2 separate regions of the Mus musculus genome follow, and region 1 is linked to region 2. Evidence: chromatin loops called from intact Hi-C (ENCODE). Cell type or tissue: left cerebral cortex. All regions are shown on one strand. Each heading gives the region's core, and the rest is flanking DNA. Links, peaks and the distances in the headings are about the cores only. Region 1 overlaps Otp (orthopedia homeobox). Region 2 has its middle 6.9 kb from the start of Gm32351.

Evidence for each region. Hi-C counts contacts between places; a loop is a spot of excess contacts. Peaks named below come from ENCODE experiments on the same cell type or tissue, not always from the same donor. Only the 100,000 strongest peaks of a DNase experiment are listed, where the experiment ranks them.
Region 1: it touches region 2 in a loop (4-fold over the local background); 10 of 42 quality-filtered maps call a loop at or near these places.

The regions. Positions count from the first base shown.
Region 1 is chr13:94,879,108-94,882,027 of GRCm38, reverse strand. The region is part of intron 2 of Otp (orthopedia homeobox); the gene reads right to left. Among named protein-coding and RNA genes, the nearest start is that of Otp, 4.9 kb to the right of the region's middle. In left cerebral cortex, for the core only: no CTCF peak of the experiment used is centred there; DNase peaks (open chromatin) are centred at 780, 1,267 and 1,440.
Region 2 is chr13:94,708,288-94,711,207 of GRCm38, reverse strand. No RefSeq gene overlaps it. Among named protein-coding and RNA genes, the nearest start is that of Gm32351, 6.9 kb to the right of the region's middle. In left cerebral cortex, for the core only: a CTCF peak has its summit at 1,220; no DNase peak of the experiment used is centred there; H3K4me3 peaks cover 423 bases.

The DNA of each region.
Region 1 (2,920 bases), core at 251-2,750, 170 kb before region 2:
AGGAATTTCAGAGCCTACCAGGCAAATGTGCCTACAAATGTCAAAATCACTGTCACTGAGCAAAATTTCCTCTTAGAGGTACTAGACAACCAACCTATCCAACCTTGATAATTTCTCCTCACCATCTATTTGCATTTTATCTTTAAGGGGCTGGGGCTTCCTCAGAGAGTTTAGTTAGCAGACTTTTCATTCAAAATCTAGTTAGCGGGATGACTACTGAAACGAAATATAAAATGGTGCCAGGCACAGATCAGATGTTGACTAGTTTCCTCTTAGAATTTGGCCAACACACACACCCTACTCTCCAAATCCCCCCCCCACGTGATTTATCTGGTAATCCAATCTATGTAGTAGATGATTTGCAAGCTGAAGTGTCGAGGGTATGGATATACCTGCCTTCATTCTTGGTAAATCAAGAATTTATAGCGGTGCAAGCAAGCATACACTTTGCTTACCAGTGTGAATAGTTTTGCAGTCTACAATCCTCTCTGAGTCTGCCTTGCCTTCCTATCTTACCTAGGGCTTCTTCCAGCACTTTATCTTTCTCTAGTTTGTACACCATTTCCCACATTGCTGCTTAACCCTATATTGATGCTGGGTAAGCTTCCTTAGCGCAAGCTCTAGAGCTGTGGTGCGGGGACTAATGAGGCTTCAGGGCCCGATGATGATGATTGCAGCTGGATGGAGCTGTTAGCAGCCTTTGGCCTTGGGTGGACAGTGAAGAGACCTAAGGTCCCAAAGACCCTTTGCAGCACCTAGCTGACACTAGTGTGGGAAGTTGGGCAAGAGGACACCCTTGACTGAAACTTGCTGTGTCTGAAACTTGCAGCCTCCTAGGAACATTTTGAAAGGGAGAGTCAGGACCAATTCCTACCACTCCCCAGAGCGAGTGAATCCTAAATGGTCAGTGTTTTGAAGATGGTAAATTGGACAAAGGCTTGGAGAAAGAAGCAACAGAGAAAAAAACAAAAACAAAAACAAAAAACACTGCTCAGCAGAGTTTCAAGAGCAAACAGTACTGCAGAATCCAGAAAGAACCACTGTTAAAGGACAAAATATTAGAGGAATAATCGAAAAATCATGCTCAATTATGTTTGAGGGTTAGTAGTCAAATGATGGCTACAAAATTTTTAATGTTTCATGGTTTACTGAGATTCAAGGGGGAAAAATCTGCATGGAATCTGAACACCTCAATTCCAAGCTATGATGCATATGTTTTTTAAAATGTGAATGTTTCCACTTGGAAACTAGAGCATGTCGGGTTAAGATGCAGACAGAACCTAAGGGAGAGTTTTGGAATGCACTGATGACAACTCCAGGAAATCCATTAACCACAGCCAAAGACCCAACTTTGCACTCAGTTTGAAATGCAGCTCTCCTCAGAAAAATGCTTAATACAACAGTGAGAATCTAATGGAGGTTGGAATCTAAAAATCCACTTTCATGATATCTGCTGTTACAGTAATATAGACATACTGTAAATGTATTTTAAAATATATAGCCCGTTTAATTCCCCAGCTATAAATGGCTCAGGAATAGAAAAAGAGGGGGAGAAAGAAAGAATGCCCCCCCACACACACACACTTGAAGCAAATGCTTTATGAAGACCTCATTGGAATCCAGCAAATGATTAATGTGTAGATATGGGAGGAAATCTGGGGAGCTGTATTAAAGCCTAGATCTCAGGTTCATTTCGATCAGCCAGCCGTGAACTCTGGGCCGAATTCATTACACTTTAATAGTGCTGGGAGAGGAAGAAAATGCAATTTCTCATTCCATTAGAAAACTCGAAAATACTCTCAGCTTGTCCCCCCTATTAAGATGTGGCAGGTGACAGGGCCATTCTAGGGGACACGGTCAATGGAATTACAGCACATTATTTTTGTTCATATAAAATATTGAAAGGCAAGCCTGACTGTGCAGAAGTTATTTCACTGATTTGGTTTTTATGTAAATAAAATATTGAAAGTTAATTAATCCGTGCTAGAGACTAATGATTATGCTTATTATATTGCATTTGATCGCGTAATTTGCATGATTCTCGCATTGCTGCTTAATAAGCCATTCCAGGTTATAAATAATTCTGAAATTGGTTTCTAATAATGGCATGCTATAAAAGGAATGGTTTTATTACACTAGCCAGAAAAGGGGAACAGTACCATACAGGAAGTGGCCTCCATGTGAAAAGAGGTGCTTTAGTAAACACTTCAAAATGTGATATAGTCCAGATAAAGGCAAAAAAATAAATATACTGGATAATTCAGTCTAAAATTAAAAAGTATCTTTAAAAACATGCAAGCACAATAAGTTAAATGTTTAGATCATTTTTAATCAGTGCAGTGGCCCACATACTGGAAAGAATGTGTGGCAATCTGTTAACTATAAAGAAAACTATGAAGCACTCATCATATAAGAATGTAAACCAATTACTATTTAATTTGAATTTGGTCAAGGAGCAATGGTACAGTGAATTGTGAAGTAAATACATTTCCCATAAATTATTTTCGCATTACGTTACATAATGTTAATCATTTTGAAATGTTAATTAAGAAGGTTATGTTGATCTGATTACTTTTTAAACTATGAAACATTATTTTTAAAAAATATTGAAATTGCTGTTCTATTAAATTGTTTTTATCAGTAGACTCAAGCTATTATCTTCGGTTGAACATTATGCTAGAACAATTAACATACTTTGTCTCTTTCTTCTTGCATATTCTTTTGTGTACTTTTTGAACATAACTACCACACAGTTTATATTTTATTTCATTTATAACTTTTTCTATTAAAAGAATCACTGCCATTAACCTTTGGAAGACCTAATAAAGTTTAATAGACCTCATTTTCTTTTTTAATAAAATCAGCCATCCAATTATATTTTATTTGTGATTCTAAGTTCTATTTTAATTTGAACTAATTA
Region 2 (2,920 bases), core at 260-2,759:
CCTGCCCCTGCCCCTGCCCCTGCCCCTGCCCCTGCCCCTGCCCCTGCCCCTGCCCGGGGGATGGCAGTTAGGCCCCAGCCTGCAGTATCTCTAGGTGACCAAAAAACCCTCCAGGACCTATCTACAATTGCTGCCCCTTAGCAGATCCTGGTTGCCTTTGAGGGGTGGGAACAGTTTCTCCGGTGGGGAACCGGTGCTGCTGGCGAAAGGGGGAGGGGGTATGCAGAACACAGGCTGGTAGCGCGGAAGGAGGCGCGGAGTAGCTTTGTCTTTACACCTCAGCCCCAGAGGCGAGGAGGGGCCGCGGGGCTGCACTTTCTGCAGCCTATGCGAGCAGCGTTTTGCCATGGAAATCTAATTTGACAGAATAGGTAAATAAAATCAACTGTCATCAGCTCCCACTTTATTTACGGGACAAGGTCAATGTTTTTTAAGTACCAACCTAAACAGCTTATTGGAAACGGATTGCAGGAGCACTCGATGAAGGGCGGTTCTAGAAGTTTTGATTTTTTTTTTTAAATAGCCAAATCCGATTATTATTTGCAAAAAAGCGTCCTCGGCGAGCCGAAGCCAATGCCTTAGTGAATAGCCCTGGCGGTCTGCACACCCGGCCGGCTGCTCTGGGGACCCAGCGCTCCCAGCGAAGCGGTCCCTTTCCTGCACCGCGCACGGCTGGGTGCGCACCTGGGCCCGCAGCACCCGGCTCGCGCTCGCCCCTACGGCTGCGTTGCTGCCGTCCTTTTGTTCTGTCGCCTCCTCTTTCCCCTTGGTTGTTGATTATTAGTATTTTCCTAGTTTTCCAAACTAATAAGTGCCACTATCAGGCAGTTGGAGGCTCTGGGAGGCTGCAGGCTTTGCCGTTCGGCCCTAATTGATATTGAACGAGCTGCTGGTAGACGGGAACAGGGCCGCTGCTGGATAATTTGCAGTTTAATCAGCGTTTGTAATGAGAGCGGCTGATTAGGGCTGTTGGAAATAAAAGAGAGTTACAAGGAACGTCTGTCAGAGTCCGGTGATAATTCAGGACTAATTGTGGTGATTAGCGCAAACTGGATGACTTTGGGCTTTGCTAATGCAAAGAGAAACGTGCAGACTCCAGCCAGAGACCCCTCGGAGAACAGTGCCCCGGCTGCGAGCAACTTTGCTGAGCCTTTTTCCTGCGCGGTCCCCAGCGACTCCCCCGGCTTCGGGGAGGTGCAGTGGCCGCCACCACGCGGAACTACAGGGCAGTGACCAGGCAACCCCGCCTGGGTCTGCAGCCTGCCCTAACAGGGTCCCACAGCGCCTTCCTCGGCCGGGTTAGGGCTAGGAACACGCCTCTGGTCACCCCCACCCCAACCCCGGGATCCCATCCGTACCCCTACCACCACCCTGACCGAGGCCATTTTGCTGCAGGGAAGCGAATCTTGTCCCCTCCCAGTCCCCGGCTCCTACAGTCATCCATCACCACACCTCCTCACCGGGAACACCCGAAAGGGCAGAGCTTTCTGGGTTCCCTCTCATCCCATCACCGCCTCTTTTCCTTCCCTCTCTCTTAGTTCTCCGGGCCCTCATCAGACAAAAGAAAGGTTCTGGACACCCGGGTTCCCTAAACTGTGGTCTCTGGTGGGTGTCACCCAGCCCGCACCACTCTGGGCAGATGCAGCCCGTTAAGTGAACTGAGAAGAGCAGAACAGGGCTTATAAACTGCCGGAGTTCTCATTATTGAGGAGTTTCATAACTCTTTAATTCATTTTTAATGATGGCAATAAACATGGTAGTCATTTTGGAACAATAGCTAAAAATCATAGGGCCATTACTGTCCATTAAAACACTGTTTACAGTTCAGCGGGGGTTCACGTGCCCTGTAGTCAATCATATTAGCCCAAGGAGAGATTTATAGGTTGGAAGAACGGGTCTCTTTCTATTCTTTATATAACACAACACTTACTGAGCAAATTGTTTTTTTTTTTTCCTAAATTCACTTGGTTTTTTAATCGTGGGAATGGGGATTAAATAAGGAGGTGTTGCTGGCACCTCATTTCTATTTGATCAATAGATCATCAAGTACTGTAAGTGCCTTATTCACTATCAAATTAAATGAAAAATACTTTAACCCGTGTCCCTAGTGTCAGCAGATAAAGCTAATAATATTTTCTGTTATGTTTCCATTTAAGCTCTTAGGGCTCGGGAGAAGCCAGGTCTTGTGCTGTTTTCTCTCTTACACAGACCCACATACCTACATACGCAGGGTGTTGTCCCCAGCGCAAGAGTGTTTATTGTTTCTGGGAACCTGAGCCTTCTAATTCACACCAACCATTTTCCCATCTTACATGGATACACCTTGGAGCTTCAGAAGGAGATGGCAAAGCTTTAGGCCTCAGGAGCCAGAGGAGCTGCCTACTGGGGGGGGGGGGCTTCTATGAGACCGTTTGCCCTTTTGCTTTGATACCAGTTCTTGGTACAATAATAAATCTAAACGATAGGCCCAAAAGGGACGAATCTCTGATTTCCTAGATTTTTTTTCTATCCTAGATTAGATGTTATCTAATATTTTGCACACAGTCCCTCCCTGCCTTTGCAGCAACTAGCTACCACCCCTCCCCCCACTGCAGATTTAGAACTCTGTAACTATATAGCCTGTATTTTATAGAATACAGAATCCAAACGGTGTGTTTAGACATGATACTTCCTTTATATCATTCCATGGATTTCACAAAAATCATTTCCGTCTGTGTATATATTCTGGAAAGGGATTTCTTTTCTTTCAATAGCTGGGGTAACGTTGCAGTGGCCTGTCCAAAAAAAAAAAAAAAAAAAAAAAAACAATCGAACGATACTTGCGAAGTTTAATTGCTAACTTAGCAGCTCGGTCACACCTCCCAACCCATTAGATGATGAAATCTCACCTGGTTAGCGGGTACAGTACTGTGGCCTCAAT